Linked DNA regions of Homo sapiens: region 2 is linked to region 1. Evidence: chromatin loops called from intact Hi-C (ENCODE). Cell type or tissue: gastrocnemius medialis. All regions are shown on one strand.

What was found. Hi-C counts contacts between places; a loop is a spot of excess contacts. Peaks named below come from ENCODE experiments on the same cell type or tissue, not always from the same donor. Only the 100,000 strongest peaks of a DNase experiment are listed, where the experiment ranks them.
Region 2: it touches region 1 in a loop (4-fold over the local background); 34 of 110 quality-filtered maps call a loop at or near these places.

What each region holds. Positions count from the first base shown.
Region 1 is chr9:100,577,135-100,585,134 of GRCh38, reverse strand. MSANTD3-TMEFF1 (MSANTD3-TMEFF1 readthrough) reads right to left here. Exons shown (of 10, transcript NM_001198812.1): 10 at 7,499-8,000. TMEFF1 (transmembrane protein with EGF like and two follistatin like domains 1) reads right to left here. Exons shown (of 10, transcript NM_003692.5): 10 at 7,499-8,000. It overlaps CAVIN4 (caveolae associated protein 4), which reads right to left and starts at 7,056. Exons shown (of 2, transcript NM_001018116.2): 1 at 6,584-7,056. The coding sequence starts at 6,991. It also overlaps the pseudogene RN7SKP87. In gastrocnemius medialis, no CTCF peak of the experiment used is centred here; DNase peaks (open chromatin) are centred at 3,874 and 7,174; H3K4me3 peaks cover 4,490 bases; H3K27ac peaks cover 7,604 bases.
Region 2 is chr9:100,436,246-100,444,245 of GRCh38, reverse strand. It overlaps MSANTD3 (Myb/SANT DNA binding domain containing 3), which reads right to left. Exons shown (of 3, transcript NM_080655.3): 2 at 1,890-2,340. The coding sequence starts at 2,307. MSANTD3-TMEFF1 (MSANTD3-TMEFF1 readthrough) reads right to left here and starts at 2,340. Exons shown (of 10, transcript NM_001198812.1): 1 at 1,890-2,340. The coding sequence starts at 2,307. In gastrocnemius medialis, a CTCF peak has its summit at 6,193 (motif pointing right); DNase peaks (open chromatin) are centred at 4,035 and 6,187; H3K27ac peaks cover 1,781 bases.

The DNA.
Region 1 (8,000 bases):
ATCCTTCTACCTCCAGAACATCAACTAAGTATTTTCTGAGAATATTACTAAAGCATAGCTTTGATCACATCTTTTCTCTGCTTTAAACTTTGGAGAGCTCACCAATACTCAACGAAGAGCTCAAATTCTTCAGTATGATTAGAAGGCTCCTCAGCTTTAGCTAAACCTACTTTCCCACTCTTCCAGCCCAGAAACATACAATCACTCTCAATTCCTCAAGCACAAGATGTTTTCATCCCTCTACGCCTATGTATATGTGATTTCTGGTATCTTCTTCTTTTCATAAAGACGGGGTCTCACTATATTACTCAGGCTGGACTCGAACTGCGAGACTCAAGGAATCCCCCTGCTTCAGTCTCCCAAGTAGCTGGGACTACAGGCACATGCTACCATACCCAGAAGTTTCTGACATCTTAGGTTCCCTTTCACCTCTTTTTGGCTTTGTAAATGAAATCTTTCTTCAATAATCAATTCAAGTGTCCCCAACTTCCTCAAGTGGCTAACTCTATCTCAAATTTACACATACATACCTCTGTTTATAACATTTAGCACAGTTTGAATTGAAGCTTTACTCAAAAATATGTATCTCCCAGAGGTCTTCTCCAGATTCCTTGAAAGCAGAGATCATGTGTCTTATTTATGTTTTATGCCCAGCATCTATCAGAGTGTCTTGCACATAGTAGGCATACTCAATAAATGATTATTGGATCAAACAGGTGTATACCTTCCTTCAACAAAGTTATTAAGCAACACCACAAACCAGTAAATTTTCTGGTTCTAGAAACTGTGAAGCTTCTTTGAAGACAAAAGAGTGAAAGAGCTTATATTCTCGGAGAGGGACAAACAAGTAAAATCTATATAGCATGTTAGATGGCAAGATATACACTAAGGTGAGAACTAAAGCAGGGAAGGGGAATATGCAGCGACAAGGAAGGTGCTGTTTGAACTACAGTGGTCAGAAAGGCCTCATTCATACGGTGACATCTAAGCCTAGACCTGAAGGCTGTGTATAGATCTGGGAAGAACAGAGAAACAGTGGGGAGGGCCGTGTGGTGACAGCAGAGTGATGAAAGGGCAAGAAGGGGAGGCAAGAGGGTAAGAGAGATAGCAGGTGGTCCAGGTCATGCAATGCTCTGTATCCAATGGTGAGGTCTGAGCATAAGAGGAAGTCTTCTAAAAGCCTTGCAGGAAGCCGGGTGCAGTGGCTCACACCTGTAATCCCAACACTCTGGAAGGCCGAGGCAGGGGGATCACCTGAGGTCAGGAGTTCGAGACCAGCCTGGCCAACATGGCAAAATAGTCTCTACTAAAAATACAAAAATTAGCCAGGTGTGGTGGGACATGCCTGTAATCCCATCTACTCGGGAGGCTGAGGCAAGAGAATCACTTGAACCCGGGAGGCGGAGGTTGCAGTGAGCTGAGATTGTGCCACTGCCCTCCAGCCTGGGTGACACAGCAAGACTCTGTCTAAAAAAAATGAATGAATGAATGAATGAATGAATGAATGAATGAATGAATAAATGGCTTGCAGGAGAGTAGTGCCAGGATTTGACCCACATTATAAAAGCATCACTCTGTTGAAAACAGGGTGTAGGGGCAAGAAAAGAAGCAGGGAGAACAGGTGGAGAACACTGAGGCAAGGGAGCACTGGGTAAGGGTGCTGACAGGTTGGGGGTGAGAAGCAGTCTGATTCGGAGCTGCTTTGAAGGTAGGAGCCAACAAGATTTGCCACTAGATTTGGATGTGGAGTGCCAGAGTGTCAAGAACAATCCTCAAGTACATGGCCTGAGCAGATGAAAGATAGATCTGCCATTAATTGAGATGGGGGAGACAGCAGGAGGAAGAGACTGGAGGGGAAGGATGGGATCTGAACACGCTGTCTTGGAGACACCCACTAGCCATGCAGGCAGAGGCACTGAGCAGGCAGCTGAGTAGATGAGTCTGGAATTCAGAAGAGAGGGCTGGGCTAGACACCCAAATTTAGGAGTCATTGATGTAAAGATGGAATTAAAGTCATGAGACCAGATGAAAGAGATCACCAAGAAACTGAGTGAATGGGTCTATGCTCTGTTTTACTCAGAATTCCTTGGCACCAAGGTGTGTTTCAGAATTCAGAATATTTCAGACTTTGGAAATAATATGATTTATTACATAACATTCCCAGCAAGATCTTGGAAGAAACATTTCTGTGGCAAAAAAAAATATGAATATTCACACTAAGTTGGGATAAAAGCTAGAAATAGCCTCCTGCTACTTTAGGTCAGGTTTTTCCACTGAATAATTTCAGGTCAAGTTAGGTCTTGCTGTCAAATATGTTATTAAAAAATATTTTAAAGAATTTTTGAATATGGGTGTTACAGAGCATGGATTTTGGACTGGTAGAAGGAAGAAATGAGAAAAGAAAAAAAAGGACAGATATCAGCCAGTGAGGCAGGGGGAACTCCCAAAGAGAGGAGTAACCCCAGAAGTCAAGAGGAAAGAAGTTTCAAGGAGAAAGGGAGGGGCTGGGTGCAGTGGCTCATGCCTATAATCCCAACATTTTGGGAGGCTGAGGTGGGAGGATCACTTGAGGCCAAGACCAGCCCAGGCAACAAAGTGAGACCTCCACGAAAATTTTAAAGTGTAGCCAGGCAAGGTGATGCGCACCTGTAGTCCCTACTACTTGGAAGGCTGAAGAAGGAAGATGGCTTGCCCCCAGCAGTTGGAGGCTGCAGTGAGCTATGATTGCACCGTAGAACTCTAGCCTGGGCAACAGACCAAGACCCTGTCTCTTTAAAAGAGAGAGAGAGAGAGAGAGAAAGAGGTCCAATCGTGTCAAATGTGTCAAAAGAATAAGGATGAGAATTGGATTTGGGACATGACACACACTGGAAACCTTGAGAGCCAGCCCAACCACAGCAGCTAGAGGAACCCAACTGAATAGGGAGCATTTCTCAAACTAAACAGACAAAAGTTGAAAAATCATGAGATTTTTAACTGAACCACGAGTTAAAATTTCTAAAAGAAACTGTGCCCCCACGTGAGATCCAGATTAAATCTATTCAATCAAAAAATATATAAATATATACAAAACACATTTATGCATATTCCAAAACCTATCAGCCTGATAGTCAAGAAGATATCCCTGGAACCTTATTTCTTTGGATACTTATTTAAAATTAAATTCTTTGGCTATAGGATTAGAGAGTCTAGGAGCTAAAAAAGGCAGGGGTGGGCGTCTCATAGCTCTCTGATGAATCAGTTTGAAGCAGCGAAATTATTCCTCTCCTTTCCTGACACCTGCTGCAGGGAGTAGCTTCAGCAACACAATGTGGGTTGGCACGGCCTGAGAGGGTATAATTAGAAAACGAAAGAGCCAAAAGTTAATTACTGTTAGATAGGGGAAAAAACACAATCTTGCTGTGAAGAAATCAGATATAGCTTAGCCCAGGAATCACATACCCTCCTTTAAGTACACAACAAATAATATAAAATCAGGCTTTAAAGTAAAACAAAACAGGAGTAGAGTCAGAAAAAAGTACTTGTTACGCAGATCTATTAGTTGCAACTCCAATGAGACAGCGACATCATGAGCTAATGGTGAATAGACTGTTATAATAACTGAAGATTGTAGATGTTGAATTATAGTTGACTTCCAAATATAATTGTATCTTTTAATATAAAACTCCAGGTAAAAAGACCATTTTTGTAACAGAATGAATACTGTGCTTCAGAGTACTGTGGGCTGGATTGAACATCAAACTAATATAGCTATGGGATGTGAGGGCGATTGGCTGCAACATCTGTTAACCCACTGATTGCCAGGGTTGATTCAGCTGATCTGGCTGGGCTAAGTGGGTGTCCCCTTCCTCCCTCACCGCTCCATGTGTGTCCCTCTCGAAGCCGCACGCTTGGTCGAAGAGGATGACCATCCACGATAGAGGAGGACCAGTCTTTGGTCAAGGGTATACAAGCAGCTGCACTCCCCTGCTAGAACTTCCAAACAAGCTCTCAAACTAATATAGCTAGGGAAATTCTGAATATACAAAAGTCTGAGGCTTATTAGTGAAGATATAGTATGTTCGAAAAGAAATAATAAATGTATAAGAAATAGCAGGTAATTTTTACTATGGCTGAATTGCTTGGTTTCAAGTTAATTTTAGCAGAAGGAGCAATCTCAATATAACCATTTATATACCTTAACTATGATGATTAATTATAACTAATTTTAACTGCTAAGAATAACCATGTGACCATGTATACAGCTTTCTAACATCTAATGAATCTTTGAATCAGAGTTCTATGTCCATTATTCTTTTCTCTACGAGCTGTTCCATTATAAATGATAGCAATTACTTTTTGACGAACTGCTGCTACTCTGAACAACTTAATTATGCAGAATCTTCATGGCATTATTTCTTACAAGAGAAGAGATGTGCCCTAAACTAGCACCCTTCAGTTGCTTTAAATAACTACAAGGGATCAAAGAAAGGAACAATTAGCAGTAAGTTACAGGGACTAAACAGGTGAATACAGAAACATCTTAAAGTTTAAAGAAGAGTTATGTCAATCAACAGAGTCAATGGAAACTTTTCAGAAACTTCTTTGCTCTTGCTTTTGTAAATCTTAATTGGCACTTAGTCCACTGCTTTGCACAAAAGTTCTCAGCAGTCGTGAATGCCAAATATGTTTCCTGGCCATGCGCCCATGCCAGTGGAGGGTAAGATATACCCACAATTCTGAACATCTTCAGAAGGCAAATCAAAGAATGGATACTACATTTCCCACTACATATACTAACACTGGAACTGGCCTCTGAAAATCAGGTGACTGATTTTTTTTCAATTTTTCAATTTTTTTTCTTAAGACAGGGTCTCACTATCACCCACGCTGGAGTGCAGTGGCACAATCATGGCTCACTGTAGCCTCAACCTCCCCACAGGTGACCCTCCCACCTCAGCCTCCTAAGTAGCAGGGAACACAGGCACGCGACGACACACCTGGTTAACTTTTCTATTTTTGTAGAGACAGGGTTTTGCCACATTGCCCAGGCTTTTTTTTTTTTTCCCAAATTTTTAAGCCTATAGAAGGACTTCCAGGGACATGAAAGGAAAGGGAAATGATAAAGAACTTCAAATAGCATAGTCTGCCCTATCTACCTTTGAAATAAGCAACTCTTCACTCTCCTATTACTTTTCCTAAATAACCTACAGGCTCTTAAAAACAGACCTAAAATACCACTCCACCATCCCAGTGTAACCTTATCAGTCAACAGAGGGCTATGGAGAATTGCCTAATGTGTAAAGAATGCCACGGGGAGTTATGGGCCACATCCCTCGTGTTTTACAAATTATCCTCTACATAATCCAACTGTGTTCCTATTTCATTTAGTTTATATTCTTCTAGTTTTTTTCCTATGTACATAAGTACTCATTTTTAAAATACAGGTGTCATTTTTAAAAATAACACTTTATATGCATCAGTGAACATTCCTACACACATTCCTGATTTTATGCATAGAACAAATTCTTTGACATAAATTTTGGGGCCAAAAAGTTTGTGAATTTTTAAATTTCTTAATACATACTACCAAATCTGCCTTTCAAAAATGTTTTATCAATTAATATTTCTACCAACAGAATATGAAAGTGTTTTTTCCCAATCCTTAAATTAACCTCTGGGTATAGGTTTTAATAACTGCCAACATTTAAATAGGTGAAATTAGAATTTTATTCTTATTTGTGTTTTGTAAACTGCCTGATAATGACAGTTTCCCACTTTTCTACTGTGAAGGAATGTTCAATTTTTTTCCTTTTAACTGTAAGAGTTTTGAAAATATACCATAGATATTATGCATTTGCCATAAATATGTTCCTATTTCCAAAAATATGAGTGCCAAGCGCAGAATAATATGGGAACTTAGCTCAATACACAATGCCACACACAAAATATTATATTAAATCACTTAAGTAAAAAGACTTTGTAATCAAACATAGGAAACTACTTATGTGACTCATATATTTGTATTACTATAATAATAAGAAAAATAATTGCCTCATTGTTCATTGGAAAATCGCTATCATTGTGATCTATATGTAAAAATTCCAATACACAAATCACATTCTGAAAAGTTTATATCTACTGTTTAGGCCTTTCCAGGCTCTCCATATAAGCAGAAAAAACCACTGCTACTGGTTGTCAGTTTCTTCTTTTAGAGAACAAAGAAGTGTTTTAAACTAGAGGCTTCTGAGTCTTCTTCTAGTTCTAACATTTTCAAAGTCTATGAGAGGGCTTCATGCTAATAAGGCTAATATGCTGAAAGGGCCTTACCAATATTAAGTTTCAAAGGCAAGAAATAGCCTAAGCTATGAGCCACAGTTCATATTACATGAAATGGTTGAGAAGCTCAAAATACCGAAATGACAGATAGTACTTTGGTTAACAGAGAAATGGTTTTATCCTGAGATTGCTGCTAATACAGAACTCCATTGTATTAATATATACAATAGTTAAGATGTGACACTGGAAACCTCTGATATGACTTTTGGCAATTAAAAGATGCAAGAGATTAGAACAAGCAAGCTGAACACAAGTGCAAGCTTACCTGGAATATTACCACGCGGAATTTGTTTTTCTTCATTATTTCCTCTTGCTTGACTTCAACTTTTTTAACATGAATTTGTTGCTTCTCCACCCGGGCTTTCACATCTTTAATGTGAGCACTAACTTTTCGGGTTTTCTCAAACAATTTGTTAATGATATGCCCTGTATTGCTATGCGACTGTGAAAGCTTCAACAGGTCAATCTGGACGGATTTTATGGCATTTTCCATTTCCCTGTGTCTCTCTTCTATTCTCTTCTGGCTTGCCTGCACACTGTCCACGATGGAGGCTACTTTGTCCAGCACAGTCACAATGGTAAGAGCAGCGTCTTGGTCTTCATCTTCTGTAACACTCGACAGGCGATTCTGGTGGATTTTATCAGCATTTGAAGCAGACCCATTATGTTCCATTTTATTTATTTCTCAGCGTAAGATGTCCTAACCACAATCAATTCTGGCACTTGGAGCAAAAAGTCAGCTTGATAACAGGCAACAGGGTTGTTTAAAGAGTTGGAAACCCCACCCCTAGAGAACGGTCAAGTATTTATAACTACAAATACCCATATGTGACTGTTCTGCAATCTGAACCCTTGCAAAGCACCGGGGACTGTTCCAAACATGCTTGCTGACTGACTAAGGGACTCAAATAAGACTGTGTGGGTAGAAGAGTAAAGCTTTTTAAAAAAGTTCACTAAAGCCACCATGTAACTAATATTAAACCTAGAAGCCAAATGATCAAAAAAGCAAACTCCAAATGTTGGGTAAAGCTTTTGCCTTTAGATAATTTCAATCAGTATTTGTAACAGTAAAGGGGAATTCTGAACCGAAATCTGCTTTTTCTACTAATTTCACATATTAAATATACTGAAACACCAATATCAAAAAATTTGGTAAATAAACACACCAAAACAGAGGCCATATAGTGAAAACATTATATTATAACATGCTTTTCCAAACAAAATATTAAAATTAATAATTTTTAACATATTCTTTAAATTCTACATGCATACTTTTGAATATCTAAACTACATGTTAAACAGCTGAATACATTCTACTCACACTTCAGATCTTTAAACACCAACAATCTATGAATATTAATCTATTACTACAGGACAAATTTGGATATACGTCTTGGATAAATTTTAAGCTCACTTTAAGAGCACCAATCATTAACAATCATTTTTGTATTTTATTCACAAACACTGATACGATTTGTTTATTTATGTTAAAACAAACATTTTCTTTAAAAATGAATGTGTATTAAAGTAGTTTAACTGGTAGAATAGGCTTTATTCCAATCTGTTTGTTAAACAGCCTATTTTCACAATATCTATATCTACTTTTCATTGATCTGTTCCATCATTACTAACATATTTGTTCAAATTATTAGGACTATTTTTTCAAAGGGAGGAATAATCAA
Region 2 (8,000 bases), 140 kb after region 1:
GCATGAGGTTCATAACATAAACCACTATGGTTACGCAACTGGCTTCCTGGACTTAACCTTGGTCAAATGATCAGTAAGCAAACTTTTGATCATAATTTGCTTCTCCAGGATCGTCTGCCTACAGGACAGAAAAAAAGGTGCTAATCAAAAACATGTATTTGATTCACTTGGCAATTATCTTTTCCACTCTACACAGACAACATTCCTGGCTTTAGACTGCTTCTTGTTACTTTTAATTAACAGGAGCCAGTCCCTCAGAGCTCAGTCTACTCTGGAGGCACTGACAATTGAATTTCCCATTCTGCAAGCTGAGAACCAGATTTTCCTGGGGAAGTGCTTGCTGGGTCCTTGAAGCACCTTATGAACAACCCTCTGTCCCCCACCAGGAAACATCCTCTGCTTCAATGTCTGTCTTCTGCAAACTGCAATTAATTTTTATATAAACTGGCCACTTCCTGTCTGAAAAGAAGCAGGAATTTCTGGAAATTTATCTATGTGCATTTCCACCCTCCCCTTGCCTAGAGACATTTCAATAGCCCCTAAATTCCAACCTTTTGAAGCTATGACACACTATCATTGCATCCTTCATTATATGACAGTGTTTTTTTCCCCAAGAATTATGTATGACATATTTTTCTCTTTTTAATGGAAGTATATTAAACTTAAAGTTAATTTCTTTTGGAGCTTTTCAAGATCCCTGGGGTGCCACAAACCAAAACTGTGGATCACAATAGTATAATGGCAAAAAATGCTGGTTTTTAATCTGGGTGAATGCTAAAACAGGCGTTTATCATATTATTCTTTGCACTTTTTTTAAAGTTTGAAATAGTTCTTTTTTTTTTTTTTGAGATGGAGTTTTGCTCTTGTTGCCTACGCTGGCGTGCAGTGGTGCTATCTTGGCTCACCACAACCTCTGCCTCCCGAATTCAAGCGATTCTCCTGCCTCAGCCTCCCAAGTAGCTGGGATTACAGGCATGCACCACCACGCCCGGCTAATTTTGTATTTTTAGTAGAGACGGGGTTTCTCCATGTTGGTCAGGCTGGTCTCAAACTCCCAACCTCGGGTGATCCGCCCACCTCAGCCTCCCAAAGTGCTGGGATTACAGGCATGAGCCACAGAACCCAGCCGGTTGACTCTTTTAATATGGCCTTTTGAGTGGCCTACTGCAATGCTTTGCAAATAATAAGGACCTCCAAAAATATTTTTTGAAAAAAGTGAAATTGAGTGGATGAATACAAATCTTCATACAATTCTCTTTAACATATTTGAGACAGGCTGATAGGCAACTGCAGCACCTCACTAATAAGAACTCCATTAATCCAGTCCCTTATTTTTCTTTATGTTTAAGTAATAATAAAGTCTCCAAGAGAGCTAGCACAATGATGTAAACAAGTACTTTTGTTTTTATATATTACTTTTTTTTTTTTTTTTTTTTTGAGACAGGGTCTCACTCCGTCACCCAGGCTGGAGTGCAGTGGCGCAATAACAGCTCACTGCAGCTTCCACCTCCTGGGCTCAAGTTATCCTCCAGCCTCAGCCTCCCGAGTAGCTGGAACTACAGGTGCATGCTACCATGCCCAGCTAATTTTTTCTATTTTTTGTAGAAACAGGGGTCTCACTTTGTTGCCCAGGGTGGTCTCAAATTCCTGAGCTCAAGCCATCCTCCCGCCTCAGCATCCCAAAGTGCTGGGATTACAGGCACGAGCCACCACGCCCACTTCTATAAGACTTTGAATGTCCTATATAATCCTGAGATCTTGAATTAGGAAAATTGGATTTGATACAAAAGTTTCATTTTTAGAAGTTCCCTCAAAGTGGAGGGTTTTAAAATTAAAATGTCAAACAGATACCCAGTGAGAGCGTGCACACTGGCATCAGGAACGGATACCTTGGGCTGAGGCGTCGGGGTGGTATTCGGGCTCCTCCTCCGGGGGGCTCTGCAGGAAGTAGAGCTGCTCCGGCAGCATGCTGGCGATCTTCTCCTTCCCTAGGACGTGGGTACTCAGGAGAGGGCTGACGCTCCGTTTCACTTTCTCTCTCCTTTCATGGGCCATAATTTTTTTGGTCCGAGCCTTGATGTTCTCCCAGCACTTCTTCAGCTGTTTGAAATCCCGCAGGGACACGCTGGGCTGAGAGTTGTATTCGTGGGCCAGCGCCTGCCAGGTACGCTGCTTAAGGGCAATAGTTCGCGCATCACTTTTCTTACATTCCAGCACATATTTATACTTTTCTACTAAAGCCAGCAGGATGCTCTTTTCCAATTCTGAGAAGTATTTGGCAGGCTTTATAATTTCGTTGTTTTGCATTTTCCACTGTATTTCTCCTGGCCGCTAGCTATCCTGTAAAAGGAAGTTTGAAGCAATGATTACCAACTCCAGCAAAAACAATGCCTATAAATCACTGAAGCTTAATTCCTGACTTGATTCCCTTGTCTGAAATACAGTACTTTCTTTTCCATTAAGGTTGAATTATGATATTCAGGACTCTGGAGAATATTTAGAAATGTACTAGGAATGGGGTTTTATTTCAAAGTGGATTGTTGTGGCTATACTGTGACTATCTGGTATATAACAGCAAAAAAAGAAAAGTTGAACATTTTTTTTTTGAAACGGAGTCTCGCTCTTGTCACCCAGGCTGGAGTGCAGTGGCACGACCTGAGCTCACTGCAACCTCCACCTCCCGGGTTCAGGCAATTCTCCTGCCTCAGCCTCCTGAGTAGCTGGGATTACAGGTGCCTGTCACCACGCCCGGCTAATTTTTTTTTTGTAGTTTTGGTAGAGACAGGGTTTCACCATGTTGGGCAGGCTGGTCTCGAACTACTGACCTCAAGTGATCTGCCTGCCTCGGCCTCCCAAAGTGCTGGGATTACAGGCGTGAGCCACCACGCCCGGCCTAGACTCTGATTTGTTAATTGATTTTTCTTTAATATTAGGGAACTGATTATTCCCCCAAATCATGTTAGCCAGTTTTAGAACTAAACAGCTTTCCAAAACTTTTGTCACAGCTGAGGACAAAAGAAGCCACCGTGTACTCAAATATAAAATATGATGTGGGAGGCTGAGGCAGGCGGACCACGAGGTCAGGAGTTCCAGACCAGCCTGACCAGCATGGTGAAACCCCATCTCTACTAAAAATACAAAAATTAGCTGGGCGTGGTGGCGTGCGCCTGTAATCCCAGCTAGTCAGGAGGCTGAGGCAGGAGAACTACTTGAACCCGGGAGGTGGAGGTTGCAGTGAGCCAAGATCGTGCCACTGCAATCCAGCCTGGGTGACAGAGTGAGACTCCATCTCAAAAAAAAAAAAAAAAAAAAAAGATGTACAGCCGGGCACAGTGGCTCACACCTGTAATCCCAGCACTTTGGGAGGCTGAGGTAGGTAAATTGCTTGAGCCCAGGAGTTCGAGACTAGCATGGGCAACAAGGCAAAACCCTGTCTCTAAAAAAAAAAAAAAAAAAAAAAAAAAAGGGAAGAAAAAGAAGAAAAAAAAATAGCCAGGTGTGGTGGCATGCACCTGTAATCCCAGCTACTTGGGAGGCTGAGGTAGGAGGACTGCTTGAGCCCAGGAGGTCGAGGCTACAGTGAGCCATGTTTGCACCACCGCACTCCAGCCTGGATGACAAAGGAGACACTGTCTCAAAAAAAAAAAAAAAAAAATTTGACGTTTTCATCACTCTGTGGCATGTACCTGGAGCAATGGCAACCTCAGTTTTTTCATCTTTAAAATGAGGGGTTGGAGTCTGTGATCCTTCAGGTATGCGGGCTGTTTTTTAAAATCCTAAGTAAACAATGTATGTAATTTCAGATGTGAAAGGGCCTAGGCACTTAAGAGACTGAGTCCAGTGTCCCTCTTTACATTCCTCAAGTCTCTTTCCAGCTGAGAGAAGAAAGGGTCAGAAAGGTGAAGTGGATTGCACAAGATCACAAAGATGGTGACATAGAAAGTCCAGAGCTTGGACTGCCCTAGGAGTCTGGTATTCTTAGAATCATTCCACAGCTGTTTCTCGGCCTCTTGCCTTGGGTCACTCCAAATGATTCAACCATGATTCCCATAAGTCACTTTGTCATCCTCTACAGTGCCGGGTCAGCATGTTTCACACAACAGGTGCTTAGTGAATGTCTTCTTCCAGTGAAGTGTATGAAACCTATGTGTGTTTTAGGACTGCACGCTATTCCCATATCTTTCAATCACAGAAAGCTTCCTATAAAATTAACCTCTCAAATATGTTACGGCAAAAATGTAGCTAAGCAACACTGACTGCGGCAATAAAGTAAGCATTATCGTTCCCCTAGTTGGGAAGGGCCTACGTATTCCCAGTCCTTCTTACATTCTCCAAGCCTCTGATTTCTCAGAGTAACAGGCATGCATCAAGATACTGATGAGGCAGTCCATTTAAAACTGACCAATCATGTCAAAAAATTAGGAACTGGGCAGGCGTAATGGCTCACACCTGTAATCCCAGGACTTTGGGAGGCTGAGGCGGGCGGATCACGAGGTCAGGAGATGGAGACCATCCTGGCTAACACAGTGAAACCCCGTCTCTACTAAAATTACAAAAAAAAAAAAAAAATTAGCTGGGAGTGGTGGCAGACGCCTGTAGTCCCAGCTATTCGGGAGGCTGAGGCAGGAGAATTGCTTGACCCCGGGGGGCGGAGCTTGCAGTGAGCTGAGATCGCGCCACTGCACTCCAGCCTGGATGACAGAGCAAGACTCTGTCTCGAAAAAAAAATTAAAAAAAAAAAAATTAGGAACCAACTTGAAAAGAGCCCCACAAGCCAAAAATGGAATAATTTGAAATCAAAGGTCATATGTACACAAGGATTCATTATTTTCTCAACCTTTGTTATGTTTTAAAATTCCATAATAAAAAATTAAGCAGGGGAGGCTGTGACTTTTAAGTTTACAGTACACTAATTTTGAATCACACTATTTCAAGCCGGCTACTCACGCACTATGCCTGGGAAGGGGTTTCTGTAGTTGTGAATGGCTGAAATCTGTTTGACTGAGGCTGGAGAGGACTGGGCCAGATCAGAGACCCTTCAAATTGACGCCAAGGAGTGTGGTCTTTACATGAGGGTGACAGAACCTGATCACGGTCTCTCACTACGCACTGCCTCATCCTAAAAGTTGTTATTAATAGAATGAAGTACGAGGGTAATCCGTATCTCCAAATACCAGGTACCCTGCTCTACATTCATACTGGACACATCAGGTATCAGACACTGGGAGGTTCGGACACATGTCAAAGGTGGTTTGGCCCTCAGATCCTGAGCAAAGCTAAATGAGCGGACATTTATCTTTGGGGATGTGTCCCTATAATGCTAAATTCCCATGCTTCTGTTTTGATCATGTTGCTCTAATATCCATACAATGATACCCAATCCAGGCTCCTTCTTCCTCAAAGGTCCCAAATTAATTTTTTACCTTCACCCATACTTTTATTCCCTATGAATCAATGTTCCCCAAACTGAAATTTATTAACATACACCCTGTACAATATCTCTCTTCTGTATTATCTCTATCTGCCAAGATGTCTATGTCCAGCTTAACTTTCTGTAGTTTTTGTTAGGAAATCAATAGGTACACTGCCTGTTCTTAAATTACACAGCTTACACAGCAGATTCTGATCCAATTCCCTAACCTCAATGTCTCTGCTCCAGATGTCAATATGCCAACTTTCCCCACTTCTAAGAATTGCTGCTGTAAGGATTAAGAACTCTGATTCACAAATGAAAAAAGGATTACTCCCCATTTTGTTGTTATATGTAATGCTCTTTTACATATACATTATATGTGTGTGTACACACACACACACACACTTTCTAAATAAATCTCTTTTTTCTATTTTAGTTCTTCAAGATAAATTCCTAGGACTTCTCCACCAAAAGATAAAAACACTTAAGACTTATGTTATATCCCCAACTTGTCCTTGTAAAATGTTGCACCAATTACATTTCTATTAACAGCACATGAGCATGTCCATCTCCCTATTTTGTTTTTTTATTCTGTGCCAACTGTGGAAGTAAAAAATGTCACTTCATTGATTAATGATATATGAATTTCAGCTCTGAGGTAAGTAAGCCACACTCTGAACAAAGGTCCTGTGATCCTTGGTGGGACTGAAATTACATGGAATTAATTCCAAGCAATGTAATTCTTCCTCAAGATGTGTGCAGTACCTCTAGCTGCCACTAGGTGGTGGTGGACTTGTGGGGAGTCTAAATTTCACAAAGGTTCTTGCCCTACATGTGGCCAGTTGAGTCTCAGAGTAATAATAATGATAGCAATAATATAATAGCAGATAACTTGTATTGAGCCCTTACTGTAGGCGTAACAAATGTTTAATATGCACAATATCATTTAACCCTCCCAAAAATAGCCTCTGAGAGCACAGTTTGTTATACTTCAATGTTTTCTGTTAAAAATACATATACATATGCATGTATATATAAATTTACATATATAAAGTACCAGAAGAAATTATACGACTGCTCTTAAAAGCAAATGCTCAGAATTACCAACACCTGGGGACCATTAATAGCCTATTAACTAAACTGTTATTTAATCACTAGCTAAGTAAATCCAAAGTTACCAATTTACTTTGCTTAATTTTGTAGAACAGCAGGCCTCACTGGGCCTTGCGGTTGCATTCTGCCTGGCTATAAAGGGATTCTGATACAAGGCAATGTACCCCAAAGGTTCCTTATGGATTTTCAACAGCCTTGTGAAATAGGCTGTTTATCTCCCTTAACCAATTACCATTCCCATTTCCCAGATAAGAAAACTGTGGCTCAGTAACTTACTCTGGTCACAAAATAGTAAGTGGTCTGACTTACTCCAATGCTCATGCTCCTCTCTGCTCTGCTTAGCTCTCTTGTTTCAGACCTAGTGATAGCCTCTATTCCCCTCCTCAAAGTATGGGCATTAACACTCTAATCATCAGCCGGGAAAGGGCCCAGGGTAGGGCAATTTAGGTGGAGTGTGTCTCCATCTGTTGGCTCTTCCCCCACTCATTTCCCTCCCTCCATCACCTCCTCTCGATTTCAAACTTAGGGCCCATAATCCTCCCACGTGTACCTTCCTCACTCTAACCAGAGCTCTGAAATAATTTCCGCCCTTGATCCAGTAAGACTGTATGTTTGGGCCAGGCATGGTGGTTCACACCTGTAATCCCAGCACTTTGGGAGGCCGAGGCAGGTGGATCACCTGAGGTCAGGAGTTCAAGACCAGCCTGGCCAATAAGGCGAAACCCCATCTCTACTAAAAATAAAAAAATTAGCCAGGCGTGGTAGCAGGTGCCTGTAATCCCAGCTACTCAGGAGGCTGAGGCAGGAGAATCATTTGAACCTGGGAGGCGGAGGTTGCAGTGAGCCAAAGTCGAGCCATTGCACTCCAGCCTGGGCAACAGAGTGAGACTCTGTCTCAAAAAGACTGTATGTTTGAAAGGTAACTGTGGAGATCTTTTGGAGCTTTAACATGGTCCATGCCTCCGGGGAATGCTGGCATTCCGCTTGAGCACAAAAACAAATACTTCCCAAAGAGGTCTCTCCAGCAAAGCTTATTAATGCTTATTAATAGAAACTTTGAGGCTAGAAAGGATACTCTTGTTTAAAACTATTCATCAATTGTCCATAATTGTTTATAAATGACAACATAAAAAGCGTTCCCTGCCGCATCAACTTTTATTAGGGATAGACTGGACTTCCCTGTCCCCAATTCTGCTCAGGAGCCATTATCTCTTGTGTCTGCTGTTCTGCTAGACAGTATATGATCCATTCTTATGCATGGTTGTAGGGCAACAAGCAGCCCAGTGACCCTCACAAAGTAGGCGCTCAGTAAACATTTCATAAATGCAGATATTTTGATATAGGCATAAAACAGCCCACCATGCACACAGCATCATACATGACAAAACAGTACACTAAAGGCTGCATTAGCTGGGTATGGTGGTGTGCCTGTAGTCCCAGCTCCTTGGGAGGCTGAGGCAGGGTGATCACTTGG